Regions from separate parts of the Homo sapiens genome. Here all the other regions are linked to region 1. Evidence: chromatin loops called from intact Hi-C (ENCODE). Cell type or tissue: HCT116. All regions are shown on one strand.

Region 1 (8,000 bases):
GTATTTCTTTGTTGAAAGATGTGTTTAGTTTCCTGCCTTGAAAACGTGATTGTTATGACATTACTGACAATGCAAATGTTTTGACCAAAAGCGAAACAAATGAAGAGATTTTATGTTTTGTTTTGTTTTTCTTTTTTCAACTACGTATAATCCTGGAATGGCATCAGATAAACAAGGTCTAAAAGACTGAAAATTAAAAATAATAAAAGCAGAGCCAGTTACTTGGGGGTAATAAGAAGGAACTAAATATTGTGATAGATAGATACAAAGTACTTAGATCTTCCAGGCATTTTACTAAGAATATTTTCCTTTAAGAAAATTAGAGATATTTTATGAATGTTACTTTTTTGAGCTAATTTATTTAAACTTTTTATGAGTGTTTAAAGAAAAAATGATAACATTGTCTGTGGGGGTTCTAATAGATGTAATACATTTGACAACCATAGCAAAAAAGCAGAGAGATGGTGAATGGACTTGTATGTTTCGAAGGTTTCCAGATTTTACATGAAGTAGTTCGGTATTAACTTTACATTGTGAAAAGTTAAATAAAAGGTAAACTTTCTGTAAAGTTATAGGCTGGATGCAGTGGCTCACACCTGTAATCCCAGCACTTTGGGAGGTCAAGGCAGGAGGGTTGCTTGAGTCCAGGAGTCCGAGACCAGCCTGGGCAACATAGACCTCATTTCTACAAAAAATAAGAAAATTAGCTGGGCATGGTGGCATGAGCCTGTAGTCCCAGCTACTCAGGATGCTGGGGTGGCAGGATCCATTGAGCCCAGAGGTGGAGGTTGCAGTGAGACGTGACCACACCACTACACTCCAGCTTGGGTGACAGAGTGACTTTGTCTTAAAAAAATATATATTTAAAAAAATATATATATACACATATATATACACATATATATACACATATATATACATATATATACACATATATATACACATATATATACACATATATATACACATATATATACATATATATATACACATATATATACACATATATATACATATATATACACATATATACATATATATTTTTATAGTAATCTCCAAGAAAACAGTAAAAAAATACAATGAGACATAACTAAAAAGCAGATAGATAAAATAGAATTTTAAAGAAATATTCAAATACTTAGAAAGCAGGGAAGTAAGAAGAGAGATACAAAACATCAGTGGGAAAAAAGAGAAAAAAATAGTAAAATGGTTAACCTAAATCCTACCATATCAATTGTTACACTAAACGTGAATGGACTAAAAAAAGTAGACTTTTGGCTGGGTGTGGTGGCTCACACCTGCAATCCTGGCACTTAGGGAGGCCACAGCAGGAGGATCCCTTGAGCTCAAGGGTTCAAGACCAGCCTAGGCAACATAGGGAGACCCTGTCTCTACAAAAAAGTAAAAAAATTAGCCCAGTATTGTAGGACACGCCTGTAGTCCCAGCTACTGGGGGTGCTGAGGTGGGAGGATTGCTTGAGCCCTGGAAGTTGAGCCTTCAGTGAGCCGTGATGGTACCACTGTATGCCAGCCTGGGTCACAGAGCAAGACCATGTCTCAAAAAAAAGGTAGACTTTTTTTTCTGTTAAGCGTTAAAGGCCTAAGTTCATTTTTGGAGGTGCCTGTTTGTTATTTTTAGGGGAAAAAACCTTCCCTGGATGGCACATTTAATTACACAGATGTAAAGCAAGGATCTACACATTTTTCTGGAGGTAAGTTTCGTATGTAGCCATTACTGATAATCTGACTCTGGCCCAGTGGAAACTGGACCTTGGCAAGTGGCTTATTCCCTGAGTAGATGTGTGTGGCCCAGTAACTGGGAAGATCTGAAGCAACAAAGAGCTGGAACACTCAGGGGCCTGCATCCTTGTCTCAGGTCTTCCTGGATTGAGTGTTAGCTAAGAGGAAAGTGATACTGTCTTTCTTTTTGAAAAAATCAACAATTTGTTTTCCATAACTATATGTCATTTTTATTTTTTTCTTTTTCTCTTTTTTAATAATAGAGATGAGGGTCTCACTAGCCCAGGCTGGTCTCAAACTCCTTGGCTCAAGCAATCCTCCCACCTTGCCCTTCCAAAGTGCTGAGATTACAAGGCATGAGCCGTGGTGCCTGGCCACTGTACCTCTATAATTACTTTGAGAGGTGTAGCCATCATAGCATGGCTATAGACACCATTAATCAAAGATGACACAATAATGACACAATAAACAGTGACCAAGAGAAGAACTGTCGTAATAAACAGCAAGGGGCTGTTTTGGGGGAAAGTGGTAGTCAAATGAATTTGGGGTCACTAGTCAGGTGACTAGATGTAATCTTGTAAGGTTGGTGGTCACAGGGTGCTGAAACGCAGGCAGTTTTTCCTGACATAACTAACATACGATTTGCCAGGGTACTGTGTCAGGCCCTTGAGCCCTTTAACACACATGACTTCCCTTACTATAATCCTATAATTCACTTCTTACTGTAGCAAATTTATAGATGAGAACAATAACGCCCAGGAAGGTTAAGGAACTCATTTTCCTCATGGAAACACAGCCAGTAAGAGACAGAGCAGGCTGTTCTGATTTGAACTCATTGACTCTTTTTTTGTTTTTTGAGTCGGAGTCTCATTCTGTCACCCAGGCTGGAGTGCAGTGGCACCATCGCAGCTCACTGCAGCCTCTGCCCCCCTGGTTCAAGCGATTCTCCTCCCTCAGCCTCCCGAGTAGCTGGGACTACAGGTGTGCGCCACCATGCCCAGCTAACTTTTGTATTTTTAGTAGAGATGGGGTTTCACCATGTTGGCCAGGCTGGTCTTGAACTCCCGACTTCAGGTGATCTGCCCACCTCAGCCTCCCAAAGTGTTGGGATAACAGGCGTGAGCCACCAAGCCCGGCCCTCATTGACTCTTTCTACAGTAGCATACCTGTTTCAAGAGGCATGCTCTATATAGGGAAGCCCATCAGAATCCGGGAATTAAGGAAACAAGACATGAAGGGAACTCTCAGCTCATCTAGAGGGCTCCCCAGGCTCCCTTTAGGGCGGGAGTCTGTTCCAAGGTGCAGCCAGCCTGAGCCTGCCAAGAGTAGCAGGTGAGCCCTGTTAAGACCATGGTAAGTGGATTCACCTGCCCAGAGAGAGATGCGCCGATCTTGACTGTCTCTTGAGGGATAGTGGAGGATCAGAGCTGCCAAGATAAAACCCTGGAGCTTGGGAGGATTTCAAGCAAGTGCTTTGTCCACTCGAAAAAGCCTTCATCCAAGCCAAATAAGACAAGTGACTGTGAGAAGGTAATAAGTACATTTCTGGTGATTATACCTACAGAGAGGCAGGAATAAAGGGAGAGAACAATGCTTCCAGGCCTTTGATCTTTACCTGCCACAGGCCTCTCCTCCCCTTCTAGCCGACTTCCTGAGGCAGGAAATGGTGACATCACCCTGCGTTTGTCAGCACTCTCCTGTTCTGAGTCATCAGGATTGCTGGCATAGTGATCCATAAGATTTCCAAGTAGATTATTTACTCCCCTTTTAGGGGCTTGGTATTGCACCTTCCCTCAGTGTACTGTCAGACCTCTCTTCAGTTAGAGATTTCCTCCTTGGGATGTCATTCGGTGTCCTCATAGGTAGTATCTTCTAACTTTTATTAGCATTATCCTTTATTAACCAACTCTAAGTTGGGGGTGGGAGGTCATAAAAATACCCAGTTGAATGAATTACAGTTAATTTTAACCATTCCTCCATTGTTGGACATGAATCCAGTTTCCAGTTATTTGCTGTTACAGACAATGTCAAAGGAAACATCTTTTTCCACAATGTGTGCATGTGTTTTTTTTTTTTGAAATGGGCTTTCGTTCTGTCCCTCAGGCTGGAGTGCAGTGGTGTGATCATGGTTCACTGCAGCCTCAAAATCCTAGACTCAAGTGATCCTCCTACCTCAGCCTCCTGAGTAGCTAGGACTACAGGTGCACACCACAGTGCCTGACTAATTTTTGCATTTTTGTACAGACAGGGTTTTGCCATGTTGCCCAGGCTGGTCTTGAACTCCTGGGCTCAAGTGATCCACCCACCTCAGCCTCCCAAAGTGCTGGGATTATAGGTGTGAGCCACTGCAGCCTGGCCTGTGTTTGAGTATTTCTGTAGGATAGATCGCTAAATGAGGAACCAGGGATCAAGGTATTTAAACATTCATGTTTTTAAATTTATCATATTTAAAACCTTTTTTATGGGTTGAGCATGGTGACTCACACCTGTAATCCCAGCACTTTGAGAGGCCGAGGCAGATCCCTTCAGCCCAGGAGTTGGAGACCACCCTGGGCCACATGGCGAAACCCTGTCTCTACAAAAATACAGAAAGTAGCCAGGTGTGGTGACTTGGTGCCTGTAAATCCCAGCTACTGGGGAGGCTAAGGTGGGAGGATCACTTGAGCCCAGGAGGCAGAGGTTGCAGTGAGTTGAGATCACGACACTACACTCCAGCCTGGGTGACAGAATGAGACTCTGTCTCAAAAAACAAAACAACAACAAAAACCAAACCTCTTTATTATGGAAGTTTGCAACAAATATAAAAATAGAAAAGTATAATGAATACTCACCCTCTTTACCCAGCTTTTACAATGATCAACTCTCAGCCAACTTTAATCTACCTGTACTCTCAACTCTTCCCTGTCTTCCCTCCCCTAGATTATTTGAAAGCAAACCTCAGACACCATATAATTTCATTTGTAAATATTTTAGTATGTAGGCCAGGTGCAGTGGCTCACGCCTATAATCCCAGCACTTTGGGAGGCCAAGGAGGGCGGGTCATTTGAGGTCAGGAGTTCAAAACCAGCTTGGCCAACATGGTGAAACCCCATCTCTACTAAAAATACAAAAATAAGCCAGGAGTGGTGGTGGGCGCTTGTAATCCCAGCTTCTCAGGAGCTGAGGCAGGAGAATTGCTTGAACCCGGGAGGTGGAGGTTGCGGTGAGCAGATATCGTACCATTGCACTCCAACCAGGGTGACAGAGTGAGACTCCATCTCGGAAAAAAAAAAAAAAAAAGAAAAGAATATATACATTTTAGTATGTACCACTTAAAGATGACTGCAGCCTCAAACTCCTGGGCACAAGGGATCCTCCTGCCTTAGCCTCCTGAGTGGCTAGAATTACAGCCATGTGCCACCATGCCCAGCTAATAGTTTTTAAATATCATCCAAATATGGATGATATATTTTAGCCAGGCATGGTGGCTAATGCCTGTAATCCCAGAACATTGGGAGCTGAGGCGGGTGGATCACTTGAGGTCAGGAGTTTGAGACCAGCCTGGCCAACATGGTGAGACCCTGTCTCTACTAAAAATACAAAAAAATTAGCCAGGCGTGGTGGTGTGTGCCTGTAATCCCAGCTACTTGGGAGGGTGAGGCTGGAGAATTGCTTGAACCTGGGAGGCGGAGTTTGCGGTGAGCCGAGATCTCGCCATTGCACTCCAGCCTGGGCAACAAGAGCGAAACCCCGTCTCTAAAATAAATAAATAAATAAATAAATAATAAAAAAAAGGTCATTTTAAATCTGAATAGGTTCTCAAAATTGTTCTTAAAAAAAAGTACTAACTTATCCTTCCACCCACAGTGCTGCTCTTGGGAGCAGAATTCTGAAGAGAAAGGCAAAATTCAAGGGAAAGAGTTTGCCTTTAAGTTTTAACATAGCCTATGTTAGGCTATGTTAAAACTTAAAGAAGGAAGACCAATAAATAGCACTATAGCAAGAGGAGAAACTAAACCTACCAATGGTCTGTGAGCTCTCATACATTTAACCCTCCTAAAGTACAGTCTTGAATAACAGACAACATCAAAGGGCAGCTGTGCTTTTCTCAGAATAAAACAGCTGAGCTAAACAACCAAAACCAAACAGCTGTACTGCCTTTGGATTTAGTGTTGCATTAAAATTAGATGTTTTCTTTCCCCAGCCTTTTTTTTTTTCTTGGTGGAAGAAGCAATTGAAGAGTTTTATTTCAGACATAAATGTTATGTTCAAATCATTTGCACACAGCCCACAGTAAAATGTTAGTTATTACGGAAATCTGACTGATGGCATTGTCACTTATAAGGAGAGACCCTCTCAATTGTTTTCATTATTCAATACTACTTAATTATTTAGAATTTGCCTGTGTACAGTGAACGTCATTGATGTTGTAGATGCGAAAGTTAATTAAAACACCTTAAACTTGATTTTTATTTTATTTATTTTATTTTATTATTATTTTTTAGACGAGTTTTACTCTTGTTGCCCAGGCTAGAGTGTAATGGTGCAATCTCTGCTCACTGCAACCTCTGCCTCCCGGGTTCAAGCGACTCTCCTGCCTCAGCCTCCTGAGTAGCTAAGATTACAGGCGCACACCACCGCGCCCGGCTAGTTTTTGTAGTTTTAGTAGAGACGGGGTTTCTCCATGTTGGTCAGGCTGGTCTCGAACTCCCGACATCAAGTGATTCGTCTGCCTCGGCCTCCCAAAGTGCTGGGATTACAGGCATGAGCCACTGCATCTGGCCACAAGTTTAATTTTTTCAGTTTTTTTTACTTGTTTCATTTTGTTCTGTACTGGGTAGCAAGGGAACGTTTTTGAACAAGGACAATTAATGTTGGATTACTATGTTAGGTTTACAGGAAGGGCCAGAGTCAGGGAAACCAGGAGCCTATTGAAAAACGTGAGAGAGCTGGGTGTGGTGAGAGGCCCAGGCTGGTTGGCTGATCCCTTGGCATTTTGGGAGGCCCAAGCTGGCGGATCCCTTGAGATCGACTGGAGCAACAAGAGGAAACCATCTCCACCAAAAGGAAAAAAAATAAAAGGGGGAAAGGTGATAAAGACATGAATTGGGCCGGGCGACGTGGCTCACGTCTGTAATCCCAGCACTTTGGGAGGCTGAGGTGGGTGGATCCTGAGGTCAGGAGTTCAAGACCTGCCTGACCAACATGGTGAAACCCCGTCTCTGCTAAAAATACAAAAAAAAAAAAAAAAAAAAAAAAAGCTGGGCGTGGTGGTGGGCACCTGTAATCCCAGCTACCTAGGAGGCTGAGGCAGGAGAATAGTTTGAACCCGGGAGGTGGAGGTTGCAGTGAGCTGAGATTGCACCACTGTATCCAGCCTGGGCAACAGAGCGAGACTCCATCTCAAAAAAGAAAAAAAGACATGAATTGACGCATCGTGAAAAAAACATTTCCCTTTACCTCTTTGACCAAGAGAAACTAAGTGAACTTTTCTTTTCTTTTTGAAACAGGGTCTCCTTCTGTCACCCAGGCTGGAGTGCAGTGGTGTACTCGGGTCACTAGAGCCTTGACTTCCTGGGGTCAAGGGATCCTCCCAGCTCAGCCTCCTGAGCAGCTAGGACTATCAACATGGCCATGATGTCCAGCTAAAATTTTTATATTATTTATTTATTTATTTATTTATTTAAAGGACAAGACAGTGGATAACATTTTTAAATTTAAAATCAACTATTTTTTTTTTTTTTTGTACAAACAGGTTTTCACTAAGTTGCCCAGGCTGGTGTTGAACTCCTGGGCTCAAGTGATCCTCCCACCTGGGCCTTCCAAAGGGCTGAGATTACAAGTGTGAGCCATTCTACCCAGTCTGAACTTTTCATTTAGCTTACCTTTTCTTTTTTTTTTTTTTTTTTTTTGAGACAGAGTCTCGCTGTCACCAAGGCTGGAGTACAGTGGCACAATCTTGGCTCACTGGAGGCTCTGCCCCCCGGGGTTCACGCCATTCTCCTGCCTCAGCCTCCCGCGTAGCTGGGACTACAGGGGCCCGCCACCTCGCCCGGCTAATTTTTTGTATTTTTAATAGAGACAGGGTTTCACCGTGTTAGCCAGGGTGGTCTCCATCTCCTGACCTCATGATCCGCCTGCCTTGGCCTCCCAAAGTGCTGGGATTACAGGCGTGAGCCACCGTGCCCGGCCAAAGCAACTACTTCATCTCCCCGTCGGGGAATCAGAATCCTGGAGCTTAAATGAGAAATTCCTAGATGCTCCATTCCTGATGTTCTTCT
Region 2 (8,000 bases), 230 kb after region 1:
TTTAGTCAGAAAATGGCTTCTGGAGCAATTGAAAGAATGACTCATTTGGGTAAGGGCAAATATGGAAACATGTAAATTAGTAAATGTAAGAAGGCCAGAGCAAATTCTGCATAGGAGAATAGTGTAGGTCTCACTGATGTTGAAAAGAAAAAGCACTTGCAAATGAAAAGCCTTGCATGTTAAAAAAATAAAAAATAAAAAGGTAGTACATTTCCAAGGTAGATGGAGTGGTTTCTGGGATAGATACCAACATTTCTGGTGGTTCATCTAGCCATCATCTACAGCAGGATACCTGATCCAGGAATCTGTTGCATTGCTGAAGGTATACTTTATTTTTTAAAATTACTTACTTATTTTTATTTTTTGAGATGGAGCTTCACTCCGTTGCCCAGGCTGGAGTGTAATGGTGCAATCTTGGCTCACTGCAACCTCCATCTCCCGAGTTCAAGCGATTCTCCTGCCTCAGCCTCCCAAGTAGCTGGGATTACAGGCATGTGCTACCATGCCTGGCTAATTTTTTGTATTTAGTAGAGATAGGTTTCACCATGTTGGTCAGGCTGGTGTCAGACTCCTGACCTCAGATGATCCACCTGCCTCGGCCTCCCAAAGTGCTGGTATTACAGGCGTGAGACACCATGCCGGCCTGAAGGTATACTTTAAATATTGAAATATAATACATTGGAATTCTAAAATTAAAAAGACTGGGAACAGTTTGAAGGCAAGAGGAATTATCATTGTTTTATGTTTAGATTCCTAGTGATTAGCACTCTAAATGTGTGCTACAAGTAATTATTGAGTGAAGGCCTCTTCAGCATGTGTTTACTTATTTCTCAAGCAAAGGAATCAATGAAAATATAGAGAAAAGCCAGTTACATTACAGAACTTCCTTGATGAGGAAGGGGCCCTAGTGATCTTTCTGAGGTAATGAAAATAGTCTATTTCTTAGTTACTGGGTATGTTCCTAGCTAAAAATTACTCTAGCTGCATACTAAAAATTTGTACATTTTACTGTTGTAAATTATACATCAAAAACCAAGACCAAAACCACACAAGAAAAGCTGAGTGTTCCAGAAGCAGCTTATTCTTTGGAATATTTGATCAACTTTTGCTTTTTGTTTCTTTTCTCCTATTAAGCAAAGCAATTTAAATTTGATTCAGTTTGGGTGTAGAATATAGTACCTGCAGTGAAATTTCTTAGTATAGTTGTCTATTTCCAAATTGTATATAATTGTTACCACTGGCAATTTTGATAGAAAGTGAAGGGTAAATATTCAAAGCTTTACTTACTTTGTCAACTTTCAAATTATTCCCTGCACAAGAACCAAACTATATGATGAAAAAAAGATTAAAAATTAATCTAATCAAATTTCTAATTTTAGTTATACTTCTTTAATTCCCACAATACCAGCTGTATTCTTGGGTCATATTTGTGAGCAGGGTCTAAAGAGCACAATTAAGGCTGTTCAATGACTTGAACAGGGTGATAATTTTCTTCTTTGGAGATAGCTACTTTAGTCTCTCTCTCAAGTGTTTGTACACCTCAACTTAAATTCATTTTCTGAAAAAGATGAAAACAGAGCCACTGTTTATTTGCAGACAGCTCAGATTTTTCACCCATTTCTAGTATTTTAGGTCCAATTATCATTTCGTGGCATTAATGTTATCTCAGAAGCATTTTTCCCATGGTTAAGTTGGGTTTCAAAGATCATACATTTATCTTGTCTTGGAAATTGACAAATGTGTTTAGTTATGGATGAATTTAACTGTTTATGCCCTTGACTTAGCCCTTTCATATGGTGTTTTCATTGGAACACAGGACCCAAATGAGTTGTGCACCAGCACAGGGTATCTGTTGAGGTCATTTTTTAACCACAGACCTGATGCTGCTGAGAGGAAATTTTCTAATTTTTGAGTGGCTATGTTGGGGAAAGCAGGAGGACAGGCATGGTGCAAAATAATTTCTTAAAAATCAAATAACAAAGACAATCTTTGACTATTTAATAAAATCTTTTCATTTTAGACATCATTTATTCAGTAAGTATAAAACGAATACTTTTATTACCTCAAACTGTGAACAAAAAATTTTGCCAGGACAGTTAAACACATGTGAATATAATTGTGGCATTAACATGCTACTTTGTGAAGGTAAAAGCATTTTTTTTCCCAAGAGATTTAATGTGCTTCATGCCCTAGGTGTTTGCTCCTTAACATTTCACTAACTCATTTATTCTACCTTGCTCAAACTCAAAACTCATCTGTACTTCTTGCCATCTGAGTCTGTTTGAACAACCTTATGGGACAGTTTTCTAATTCTCCAAAGAGCTGAACATTAACCAATTAATTCATCATTTTCTTTAAAGATCAAATAATGGGCCCAGACTGTCTTTCAAAGAAGGAAGTATTGAAACTGTTTCCATCAAGGATATTAAGAGAAGATCTATCTACCTTGGGAAAGCTGTTAGAATCAATGTTTAAGACCTGAGTACTATTTAGGGCTAAAATAACCAGCCAATGATGGCAGGGTTCATGCCTGAGGATCTTCTGGGTGTTTTGACTTCCATTATCTCTAATCCCTGAAATGGTGTGGTAAGGTTGGTATTAGTATCCCTGTTCTGCAAATGAGGTCACAGAGACTCAGAGAGGTTCATTGAACTGGTGAATTGTTTATCAATGATAAAAAACTAGGTCAGTCTCATTGGAGGGGTTATACTGTTTTCATTACACTTATACTGGATGCTGGAAGGATTCTGAGAAACGACAATGGTGTGAAAGGACTTAGTTTTCCATTTTTTTTATGCTCTTTTATGATGTGGTTAAAGCAAAAAGCAAGAATGGCTTGCGTCTAAAGATTTCCTCTCTTTAGCAGAGCAGAGCCTGCTCCCCTGTGTCTTCCCATAGCCTCTGATTCCATGAGGCTCCTGTATGTTGGATGGGAGATATCCTAGTTTCTAGCATCATCAGCTTTTTGAGCTGCAACAAGGGTCAGGAATTACCCAACATATCACCCAGTGTCTGCATGTGAGCAGGTTTCTAAGGATACAAAGGGCCCATGGTACCTTTCCAGAGGAATCCACGCAACACATCACTCTGCACCTTCTCTCATAAGCTCAGCCCACACCCTCTTTGTCGACTGTCTCAGTGGCCCTGCATGTGTCTTAGTTGGGATGGCTTAGTTTTCTCCCTCACAGTTGGGAGTAATTGGGCTCAGTTGATATTAAATCATCATAACCCACATTTTAGGTGGACACGGAAGAGATGTTAGTGGGGCTTTCGGGCACCACAATTCCAAGGTTCTAATTATCTCTCTCCTGATGGCAGATCAGATAACATAATTTAATCAAACAAACCAAAACAAACAACAACAACAACAACAACAACAAAAATTCCCATAGACAATGGAAACAACTTATGATATCTTTGCAAAGAAAAAAGGATTCATCTTCAAACAGTATGGAAAGAACCCACGACCTCTTGAGTCAGTCAAGCCAGTCTATATTTGAATCCATCCTCTCCATTTGCTGTTTTATAATATCAGTGAATCGTTTAACAGTTCTGAGTCTTTGTTCTCTGTTAAGTGGGATAATAATTTTGACCTTAGAAGGTTGTTGTGAGAAAAAATGAGATCTATCCTTCAAGCAGCTAACACGATACCTGGCAGTAAGCCCTTGGTAATAGTGGTTCTTCCTTTCCTCCCTCTCTTGTTGAGCCCATTGATTTTTCTAGGAAAATATTATTTTAGAAGGTGAAAGAGTCTTTTCTTCCCATTCGTTTAGGGACATCAAATAGCCCTTGACTTTTAAGACTCTTGAAATTGTTTATTTTATATGAGTTTTTAAAAATAGCTTACTTAGCAATTCAGGAAACACAATTACAAAAAGTGAATCTAGGCTCTACCATGACTGCAGTGGAAAAAAAGAATAGAAGGAAAAAACAAAACAGAAAGAGCCAAGGAGAATGCTGTGTACATAAGTTATAAACAGGAACACTTCCGACGCACAAACTCCAGGCACCTCATTACTTTGTGAACTGTATATTCTTCCCAAGTATGGGGGAGTTTAAGTTAATGATGTGATCCATTCACCCCGTTATATTTTATTTATGTTTTCTTCTACAGTGAAATGAATAGTCAAAAACAATGACCTGCTTATTCTGTGAAGAAGAGGAAAAGGAAGAGGTGTGTTTCTGTGTGTGTGTGTGTGTGTGTGTGTGTGTAAATTTTCCCCACGCTTTAGGAATTAAGGTGATTTTTAACCAGTTCCACCACAGGTTTATTTTTAAAACCTCTTAATGATGTTTAGAAAACAAAGCCTAACACGAAGGACAGCAAATGGCAAAAACACTGTGAACTTCTCTGTAGAGGACCAACCCTGTTCCCCTCCTGCTCCGGTCAGATTACCTCTGGGGAATGTGCTGTTCCTTGGAACGAATCCCCCTCAGTGCAAAAGAAGAGAGGTTGAAAAGTTTAGGACGTGGAAAATATGTGGAATTTGCTCTTGAATAATGATTTGTAGTTTTCTTTTGCGATAAATATGACCAATGACCCAGATAGGAGGATGGCAATTATTTAATGAATCAAGCTTCAGAAACGTAAAAACACTTCATAATAAAAATGAGAGCAATAATAGCAGGAAGCCAGGTTAAGTAAACAAGTAGAATGCTTCATGTATCTGTAAATGTACATTTGTGAATTCCAAAGCTATGACTGTAAAAGGGATTATTCTAATGATACGGTGTTCTCAGTTTCCATTGCTCATTGAATTGATTCTTCTGAATTTGCAGATAATGTTCCATGCTGACTTTCTGCACCCATCGAGGAGTCAGTTAGCTGGGACAATGTATCACCTGTGTAGGACTGTGACTTAGCAGGTCCCTGGCTCTGACAATCATTTACCTTTATGCAAGGCGCTTTTGCCCTACAGTCTCATGTGTCTCAAAGTAAATCATTTCCAAATCTGTTACAGCCAGCATATAACCCTCTTTTTGTGTTCAGTTATAATTTAAAATCTGCCCTCTTGTGTGAAGTTTTCATTGACTAGAGACCGTTCCTCTAATTTGTGAAGTGGGATATGTTTTTAAATTTCAGAGAACAGGAAGATGAATTGTTTTTAATGGATTTTTTTTAATAGGCAAAGCTGTGTATGCACAAATGCTGGCCAGTGTAGGGCTATGATCTTCACGGAGCCACCAGTGCAAACATTTTTATCTTTTAAAAGAAGAGTAGATAGCTATTAACCCTGCGATATATGGTGACACCAGGTTGGTAACTTTGGGAAAGTTGCACCCTTTCTTTCTCATAAAACAAAGGATTGAATTAGATGATATTTAAGAGCCCTTCCAGCCCTAAGACATTGTGAGAGCAAAAAGTTTTCAAGGTCAAGAGAACATTTTAGAAAGCAGAGAGCTATTTAGATGTTAAAAGAAACAAAAAAGAAAAGAACCACCCCCTGACCCCGCCCCAGCTTCAACATTTTTACCTTCCTCTCTGGTCTCTGAGTAAATCGCAGTAGGTAGGAAATTAACCTGAGTAATTTGATGGCTGGATCTATAGTTATCCCTTTCCTCCATGTCAATGTTCCCCAAATATTAGCGTGCAGAAGGACCACCTGAGAAGCTTGTTAAAAAGGTAATTGCAAGGGTCACAATTCTAGAGTCTGATTAGGTAGCTTGAGAATGGGGCCCAGGAATCTGCCTTTTAAAGACATCCCAGGAGATTCTGATGAAGGAATGATGCATCGTAAATCAATAAAAGTTATAGGCCGGGCACAGTGGCTCATGCCTGTAATCCCAGCACTTTGGGAAGCCGAGGTGGGTGTATCATGAGGTCAGGAGTTCGAGACCAGCCTGACCAACATGGTGAAACCCTGTCTCTACTAAAAATACAAAAATTAGCTGGGCATGGTGGTGCATGCCTGTAATCCCAGCTACTCAGGAGGCTGAGGCAGGAGAATCGGTTGAACCCAGGAGGCAGAGGTTGCAGTGAGCCAAGATTGTGCCATTGCACTCCAGCCTGGGTGACAGAGACAGACTCAGTCTCAAAAAAAAAAAAAAAGTTATAATATTCTTAAGAGGGAGGAGAAGTCTTTCTGGGGGTTATCCAGCTAGTGGGGAGGGAGGGGAGTCTTTTAATAGCCTATCCCTGCTTAGGGAGGCTCCCCAACTGACAGTGCAGGTGGGAAATATATAATATTCCTCATGTGGGTTGTGGTTGATTCACTGCCAAATGCTACTGGTCAGTTTAAACTGAAAGCACCAAACAAACCAACCTATTGAAAAAAAAATACTATTTGAGAGGAAAACAGCTCTAGTATCCAACCAATTAGAAAGTAGGAGAATTCATTGGAGGAGCCTCAGGATGGGAAGGAATTCTTATTTAATTTCTCAAATATGTCAGGTGCTTATATAACACATTGTCTTCTTTAATCCTTACAACAATCCATGAACAAAGAATTAGTCTTATTTTGCAAACAAAGAACCTGAGCCTGGTGGACCCAGCAGTTCTCAGCCTGAATGCACAATAGAATCACCTGGGAAAGGCTGGTGGAACTTTGAAAAGTTATCTATGCCTGCCCCTGACCCCAGATATTGCAATATTACTGGTTGGGCATCGGCACCTTTAAAAGTGTCCCAGAAATGCTAATATGCAGCCAGGGGTGAGTGCCACTGGTATTAGCCAAAGCTCACAGGATTAAAATGATTCCCAGATCACAACGTACATCTTTTGACTTATTCTAGGAGAAACTCATGGTCTAGCCGAACCTCTGAGGAGAGATTGTCCCGTTTTATGAAGATCTGACTTTATTAAAAATGTGCTCAGGTCATAGAAATAAAATCTTAGAGGAAAATTTTGCATACTATAACATATTATTTGGTCATTCCTATAATCTGAGAGGTCTGTGATCCCTTATAGTGAGGAAATTGAGGTCTCGTGAGTTTGTATCTTTCTCACACTCTCAGGGACAAAAGGTGGAATTAAACACAGGATATCAGAGCCTTTGGAGGGTAGCAAACCCTTTGGACGATACCACTATTCTTACCTTAGAAGTTATCTCAGCTGATCTTAACGTTTAAGTCACTGCTTTTATTACCCCAGGTAGTAAAGGACTATCTAGTTTCAAAGAACTTCTGAAAAAATGAAATCTTTAATATACCTTTTGAGCCCATGGCAAAGTCATTTAACCTCCTGAAAGTCTTAGTTTCATGATTGTTAAACAGAAGCAATAATATCAAACATATTTATGGACGACATGGTGATAAATAAACATATTTCAAATGCTTTTGGAAAAAAATTCTGCTTTACAAAAGAAAAAAAGGCCTTTCACTTAGAACACATTAATATTATAGAAATACTTTAATATGATATTAAAATATATAATTAACTTACCAGTTTCTCAGTACTTTATTTAAAAATTCATACTTTTATTTTAAAATTTATACTTTATTTTAAAATTAGCACCAGCTTTCATTTTTGTAACATGATACAATTTTTTTTGGTAAGTATCTAGTGTCATTTTAATGCATTTAATCCTATTGTAATTGCATCTATTTAGGGAAAGGGTGAGTAAAGTTTTCAGGTAGGCAACAGGTGAGATGAGCCGTTCCAAGTAGAAGGAACGACATACTAAGAAGTGGAATTAGTACAGTGTGACGAGAATGTCAAGTGTGTTTGGGTGAGATGTAGGATGTGAAGCTGGAAAGATGAGCCCGGACAGATCATTAAGGACAACGTATGCCAAAGACTTTTTCTTCTAGATCTGCGATGTCCATTACAGTAGCCACCAGCAACTGGTAGCTATTGAGCACTGGAAATGTGGTTAGTCCAAATTAAAATGTGCTGGAAGGGGCAAATACTCATTGTTTTTCAAAGACTCGTGTAAAAAAGTAAAATATCTAATTAATAATTTTATATTGATTATGTGTTGAAAAATAATATTTTGACTATGTTAGACTAAATAAAATACATTATTAATAATAATTATATTTGTTCCTTAAACATTTTTTTA
Region 3 (8,000 bases), 120 kb after region 1:
CTCTACAAAAAATACCAAAATTAGCCATGTTTGGTGGTGTGTGCTTGTAGTCCCAGCTACGTGGGAGGCTGAGACAGGAGAATCGCTTGAATCTGGGAGGCAGAGGTTGCAGTGAGCCGAGATGGGGTCATTGCACTCCAGCCTGGGTGACAGAGCAAGACTCAGTCTCAAAAAAAAAAAGAAAAAAGAAAAACAAACACACACACACACACACACACACACACACACACACACACCACACACAAAGAATATATGCATATAAATATTTTGTTTGAACTAAATTGCCAGGATTTGTATATAAATATGGATGTATCTATATAAATATAGATACTGCATATACTCCTATTTATTTTTTTTCTTTCTTCCCCTACTTGTGGCTTTATTGAGGTATACTTAACAAATAAAACTTGTATTTGTTTATTTATTTAGTGACAGGGTGTTACTGTCGCCCAGGTTGGAGTGTAGTGGCATGATCATCGCTCACTGTTGCCTCGAACTCCTGGGCTCAAGAGATCCTCCTGTCTCAGCCTCCCGAGTAGCTGGGACTATAGGCGTGAGACACCACGTGCAGCCAATTGTATATATTTAAAGCATTAAACATAATGTTTTGATAGATGTATACATTGTTAAATAATTAGCACAATCAAGCTGATTAACTTGCCCATCACCTCACATAGTTTATTTTACACTTAAGATCAACTCTCTTAGCAAATTTCAAGTACATGATACAGTATTATTGACTATAGTCACCAGGCTATACATTACATCTCCAGAACTTATTCATCCTGCATAACTGAACCTGTATTTAAATATAAATGTTCTCAAAAAGTATATTTCTAAGCCAAACATACATAATGCTTTGATTATCTAGTTGTGTTATTCAACCACATCCCAGTTCTACTCCTATCAGCAGTAAATGATAGAATCAGAATTAACTCACAAAAATTCAGCCTTATGTTTGTACAGCTTTAAATATTTCAAAGTGTTTCAGGGCACCCATATACTACATTTGTGATTCTTACAAAATGATCTGGATAAAGTAGAAGTCGTATTAATATTATTTTTATTTCATGAATGAAGATACATTTCAGAGCTTTTTATTTAATTTTAAATTTATATTTCTGGGAAGTGGCAAAGGTAGGCTGAGAATTTTGCACTCTGCTTTTCCCATGAAAAGTAGAGAAACCTATCCTGGACTGGATCCTGGAACAGGAAAAACCCAACATTTGTGAAAAAAATTGGTGAAAACTGAGTTTATTTAATAGTAGTGTACCAATGTTGGTTTTGGTTTTAACAAATGTATCATGGTCATGAAGCTAGAAACAAAGGCGGCAATCTGAATACTCACTATTTCATGATAATACAGGATCTACAGGAGGCATAATTAAGAATTTTAGAAAAGAATGTTGAATAAGTGGTCAGAGAATTACAGCAAAAAGAGGAAGATCACCTAAAAGCGTAAGGTTAGAAAGGACTGAAGAGAAGCAGCAGTATCAGAGGCAATATCCCATTGCCTGTGAGTCCACAGCTAAATTCATCCCTCTCCTCAAACCTGCTGTTCCTTTGGGGCTCCCTGGTTCTATGAATGGTACCACCACCCACAAGTTGCTAAGACAGAAGCCAGAAACTCTTCTCTCCTCTTGAGCCCTCTATCTAGTCAGTTTCCATGGCCTGTGAATTCCATCCACAAGGATCTCTTCTTACATCTCTCTGTTATCAAGTTCAGGCCACCAGCATCTTTCCCCTGAACTCTTTCCTGTAATAGTCCCCAATCTGGTCTCTCTGCTGCTGCCCATCTTGTCCTCTGCGTTCCTATTCTGGGATTTTTTTTTTCCCCTCTCCCTTTTTATTTTTCTTTTGGATTTTTTTGTAATTGTAATAAGAGAATGTTTATTGGGAAGAGCGCTCTTTAGAACATTACACTTTAACTAGATCAGGAAACATACAATTATCTATATGTTTTATTCTGACATTTATCCAAAAAGTGTAATTACCAATTGATATCACCAGACTGTATCAATGAACCAAATTTTAACTTCAGTGCTTCAGTAGTTTCTAAGCCTCTGGCTCATTCTCTGTTCCTCCACCCTGCAAGACTAAGGCATCTTGGCAAAGGAACTCTACTTATGAAAATGTGCCATTTCATATATGGTTTCTAAAACTAATGATGAAAAAGTTATTTTATCTTATTTTTAATACTCATAAGAAACCATGTCTAAAAAGAAGTACTTATTGTTCCTCTCCTAAGAAATAGATTTAAGTTATAAGATTGTCTACTAAAATTAATATTTAGATAGAATTGGGAAATTGTTATGATCCAGACATTACCTTTGCTGAGTGAAAATAGAGGTTTTTCATTCACTGGGAATAATACTTAAAATGTAGAATTCAAAAAATTGCTATGAGATCATGATTAATCTGACCATTATAATGGTAATGATCAGGTAAATCTGGCCACTGTAAAAAACTTACAAATTCTCAATTAGACAGTAGGGTCAGAATGGATGTTGTTTTACCACCCTTTTAACACAATGTGATATCCCATGATACCTGGTGGATAAAGACACTGGTGAGCCTTCAGGTCAGTCTTCCTGTGTAGAGATTCTCTCTCTACAAAAAGTAAGAAAATTAGCCTAGCATGGTGGCACCTGCCTGTAGTCCCAGCTGCTCGGGAGGCTGAAATGGAAGGATCGCTTGAGCCTGGCAGGTCCAGGCTGCAGTAGCTGTGATCGTGCCACTGCACTACAGCTTGGGCGATAGAGAGAGACCCTGTCTCAAAACAAAACAAAAAAAGATCTTAACATTAGGAAAAACTGAGTGAAGGATACACAGGAACTATCTGGACCAGACCATTTTTAGAGTTTATCTGTAAATCTAAAATTGTTCAGAATATATATATATATATATATATATATATAGAATATATATAGAATATATATAGAATATATATAGAATATATATATAGAATATATATAGAATATATATATAGAATATATATAGAATATATATATAGAATATATATAGAATATATATATAGAATATATATAGAATATATATATAGAATATATATAGAATATATATATAGAATATATATAGAATATATATATAGAATATATATAGAATATATATATAGAATATATATAGAATATATATATAGAATATATATAGAATATATATATAGAATATATATAGAATATATATATAGAATATATATAGAATATATATAGAATATATATATAGAATATATATAGAATATATATAGAATATATATATAGAATATATATAGAATATATATATAGAATATATATAGAATATATATAGAGAATATATATAGAATATATATAGAATATATATATAGTATATATATAGAATATATATAGAATATATATATAGAATATATATAGAATATATATAGAATATATATATAGAATATATATAGAATATATATATATATATGCAATTTACACAGAAAAAGAAAACGTGTCGTCACAGATCTTAGCTTTCAGGAGGAAATTTATACTCCTTAGCTTAACACACAAGGCCTTTCATGGTCTAGGGACTGCCTTTCTCTAGTCTCACCTCTCCAAAATGCATCCACACTGATACTCACCCTTCACTGGGGTCATACAGAACCATATGATCATGTCATGCTCTTCCTTGCAAACCTGTTTCTTCTCCTGTGTTTCCTTTTTAGTGCACCTCCTATTTTTTTTTACCTCCTATGTTTTTTTTTTTCAAATCTGTCTAATACCTTTCTGTGCCACCACTCCGATGGAAGCCACCACCACATCTTAATCGAATTCAACTAAAATAGCGTTCTGACTAGTTTTCCTGCCCCTAATCTTGCCTCCATCCAATGTGTTCTCCATTCAACAGCGACAGTGATCTCTTAAAAGTACAAATTTAATCTTGTTCTTCTTAAAGCTTTTCACTGGGTGCTCTTTGTTGTTAGAATAAAATCTCCAAAGCTCTGCAGCCTCATTGCTCTAAGAGCTCAGCAGCAGCATATCTATAACAGACTTGGTGGTGGGGTGCAGTGGTCAGAAAAGAAGTAATCCCTCCAGGGCTGTACTTCCCTTGGCGCATTCTTCTTCCATCTCCTTATCTGGTTAAGTCCTACTAATTATTCCATCACCATTTTATCAAAACTTTCCTTGGTCCATCTAGATCCCACTCCTCCTCCAACTACTGATTTCTGTTTTTTATGGTTAAGAGTCAGTCTGTCTGGGTTTGAATTTGGCTCTATTCTTTACCAGCTGTGTAACTGCAGGCAAGCAACTTGGCCTCTCTGTGCCTGTTTCCTTATTAGTTGTGAGGAATTATAAATATAATGCTTAGAACATCACTTGGCAACAGAGTAGGGTTCAGAAAGTGTGGTAGCCTGGCTATAATCTGTTCTGTGCCTTTGTAACCCCAAACATAAATGTAATTAATGGATTATATTGGCACCACTAGGTCTGTAGTGTCTAATACAAATATTTGTTGAATGACTGTTGCTTCCCTTGTTTGGAATGCATTTGTACTCTTTCTGCTTACCTTTCTCCCTATAGTCAATCAATACATACATCTTGTTCCAACCTCAGCTCGGGCCCTGTTCCACCAAAAGCCTCCCCAGATCGTGGCATCCCCTCTGAAGCAGAGATTCCTCCTCTGGCTCCTAAAGCTCCTATTGTTCCCATTTTATTTGAACTGCCTCTCTCTCTCATTAGACTGTGATCTCTGTGAGCACTGTAAGTTCAGAAAAAAGCGCCCAGTGGTGTTGAATCATTGGATTGGTGTCTCCAGGGTCACCGTGCTATTATGAGGATCAAATGGTAAGTTCTCAGTAATTTTCCTACCTCAAGAGTCAACCTGAAGTTTCGCAACAAAAGTGAAAGAGTCAAGATTCTCTGATATAATTCTGGCAGTAAATAAAGACTTAGAACTCAGTGATATAAGGGGTTCTTGGGCGCAGGAAAATGGAAATGTGTTTGAAAACTTTTAGGTGAAAGGTTGACAGCTGATAAGGCTGGGGAAGTTTAAGAGGCACATACTTGCATTGTGTGTGTAGGAATAAAATTGGAGTGAAAACAGGTAGTGTATGCTTCTCAAGGGCTTTATCCTTTTAAATATCTCAAGACATCTTGTATGTTATTGGTACACAAAAAATGCCTAGTAAGTGCTTATTGGATGAGCACAAAGGAACAGCAGAGACTAGAGCAAGAAAGAACTTTACATGTGTCCAGTCCAACACCTTCATAATGAATGAAAATGATTTTCTTAGAAGATTTCAAAATAAGAGATACAAATTTTTGTGTTTTAGGGATACTGTTAAAAATTTAACTAGAACTCTATAGACCAGGAGTAAAGATCATTTTCTAAGTACAGTCAGAACTTTAATGGCAGAGAAAAAGCATATTTCGGGGTTTTCTTTACAAATGGAAGATGGGATTTTTATGTTCAAAGGACGTGTTCCTTTGAATTTTTGTACTAATCTGGAATGGCCAGTAAGTTCTGAATCACAGTGAGAAATTCAGCTCACATCTTTCCCAGCTGTGGCAAATGCCCCACATCTCATGGGGAAGTCTTTAAACACTGGTTGGTCCTGGGCTCCTGAGATTGCTCAAGTGTTAGCCCTCCTGGCCATGGGGAAGTTTGTTTGTTTGTTTGTTTGTTTGTTTTCCTTTTTGAGACAGAGTCTCGCTCTATCACCAGGCTGGAGTGCAGTGGCGTGATCTCGGCTCACTGCAGCCTCCGCCTCCTGGGTTTGAGCAATTTTCCTGCCTCAGCCCCCCAAGTAGCTGGGACTACAGTCGCCCACCACCACGACTGGCTAATTTTTTGTATTTTTAGTAGAGACGGGGTTTCACCATGTTAGCCAGGATGGTCTCGATATCCTGACCTCGTGATCTGCCCACCTCAGCCTCCCAAAGAGCTGGGATTACAGGCGTGAGCCACTGCTTCCGGCCCATGGGGCAGTTTTGAGGTCATTTACTTCCATTTTGTTTTCACTTCACAGTAGAGACTAAGGTTCAAGTCATATGACTAGGAAAGACCACAGCAATTTAGAACCATTTGAATTCAGTGGGTACCTCTAGTATAGAATATATACATTTAGAAAAAACAACAAAGAAATCAACCAACCAATCACATTTTGACCCTGATATACCAAAGGAAGATTTAAAAAATAACTAAATTACTTATTAGTAATATGAATTTGTGTTTTATTAACTGTCACTTAGAAAAAAGACTAAAACTGTTTTTTCAAGAAATTTTAAAAAATTCAGTACCAAAAATATATCTCATATGGGAACCAACTATTTAGCACTGAAACCTTGGTCTTTATTTTTTTTTCCACCTGTTTCAAGGAGGAGCAAACAACTAGTTGATTGGAACTTTGGTTAACTCCAAATTTTCAGTGTGAGCAATAATGTTTATATCACAAATACCAGTGCAAAATTGCGCTGTTTATCCATTTGCATGATGAACATGTGATCAAAAGGCGGTCTGTGGGTGTGGTGGCTCACACTTGTAATCCCAGAATTTTGGGAGGCCCAGGTGAGAGAATCACTTGAACCCAGGAGTTTGAGACCAGCCTGGGTAACATAGTGAGATCTCATCTCTATAAAAAATAAAAAATTAGCCAGACCTGGTATACATGTCTGTAGTCCCAGCTACTTGAGCGGCTGAGGTGGGAGGATTGTTTGAACTCAGGAAGTTGAGGCTGCAGTGAGCTGTGATGGGACCACTGCACTCCAGCCTGGGCAACAGAGCAATACCCTGTCTCAAAACAAAACAAAACAAAAAAACAAATGGTGGCTTGCATTAAGGGGAAGGAGAGTTAAGGTGTTGCAATGTCGTTTTGGCACTAGCAAGCAACCTCGGCAAAGTTGTAGAGAACTTTCTTCACAAGTGAGATCAATCTAACCACAAAAGATTATATTCCCCTGAGATTTAAAAACACATTTCATGAAAAGAAACTGAGTAATTGAAATTGGAGAGTGCCAGCTCTCCCAGCAGGGCAAGTGTGAGGCCATATTGATGCTTAATTTTCTTTTGAATACTTTAAATGAGAATTTGGATTTACCTGAGATTTAAACCTGATTGACAAAGCTCTTGAGGAGTTCTCGCAGGCTTCAGAAACAAGAGTTAATTGGGCAAGATAATGCAGTCAATTTTGTTAATTCTTCAAGTATTACAGTTTCTTTTCTTTTTCTGTCATTTTGGGGGGTAATTATAAAAGCAATAAAAATCAGATTTACAGACTAGAGTCTTTCTAAGTGATTTAAATACTATTAAGAGATGACTGGGCACAGCAAAATAAAACCAGGAAGAATTAGAGCCTCAATAGGCGATTGAAAATGTGTAAATTTGCTTAGCGATTTCTCATAAAAAAGTTCACAAGTTAAGTTTTACAAAGTTTTTAGTATGTATGTATTACTCCTGATCATGACATGGAATCGTGTGACAAATCAATTGACACTGTGGAATTTTGTCCACATGATAAAATGGAAAGCTGATATATCATTTTTGTTGATAAAGAAAGCCTTATTTGTATGTATTAATAGGCGATATTAGAAGAGGAAGGAAAGAATTCAATTTGAAAAGAAAAACTATATTACTTATTTGGTAGTAGCTGTCAAAACTCAAAACCTTGGCCCAGCACAGTGGCTCACACCTGTAATCCCAGCACTTTGGGAGGCCGAGGCGGGTGGATCATGAGGTCAAGAGATCGAGACCATCCTAGCTAACATGGTGAAAACCTGTCTCTACTAAAAATACAAAAGATTAGCTGGGTGTGGTGGCGGGTGTCTGTATTCCCAGCTACTTGGGAGGGTGAGGCAAGAGAATTGCTTGAACGGGGGAGGCAGAAGTTGCAGTTAGTTGAGATCGCACCACTGCATTCCAGCCTGGGGCGACAGAGCGAGACTCCATCTCAAAAAAAAAAAAAAAAAAAAAAAAGATTCAAAACCTGTGTCCCTATTGACCCTACAGAATGGAACAAATGCACAAAGTTGTAA

The links. Peaks named below come from ENCODE experiments on the same cell type or tissue, not always from the same donor. Only the 100,000 strongest peaks of a DNase experiment are listed, where the experiment ranks them.
Region 2: it touches region 1 in a loop (2.2-fold over the local background); 2 of 110 quality-filtered maps call a loop at or near these places.
Region 3: a loop joins it to region 1, with 1.9 times the contacts of the local background. A loop is called at or near these places in 2 of 110 quality-filtered maps.

What each region holds. Positions count from the first base shown.
Region 1 is chr13:73,087,232-73,095,231 of GRCh38, forward strand. No RefSeq gene overlaps it. Among named protein-coding and RNA genes, the nearest start is that of KLF5, 32 kb to the left of the region's middle. RefSeq lists enhancers at 2,309-2,863, 2,628-3,827, 2,864-3,417, 3,240-3,534, 3,418-3,971. In HCT116, no CTCF peak of the experiment used is centred here; a DNase peak (open chromatin) is centred at 3,410; H3K4me3 peaks cover 897 bases; H3K27ac peaks cover 2,986 bases.
Region 2 is chr13:73,321,191-73,329,190 of GRCh38, forward strand. No RefSeq gene overlaps it. Among named protein-coding and RNA genes, the nearest start is that of LINC00392, 240 kb to the right of the region's middle. In HCT116, no CTCF peak of the experiment used is centred here; a DNase peak (open chromatin) is centred at 4,798; H3K4me3 peaks cover 1,175 bases; H3K27ac peaks cover 2,827 bases.
Region 3 is chr13:73,205,840-73,213,839 of GRCh38, forward strand. No RefSeq gene overlaps it. Among named protein-coding and RNA genes, the nearest start is that of KLF5, 150 kb to the left of the region's middle. In HCT116, no CTCF peak of the experiment used is centred here; a DNase peak (open chromatin) is centred at 4,762; H3K4me3 peaks cover 1,085 bases; H3K27ac peaks cover 2,527 bases.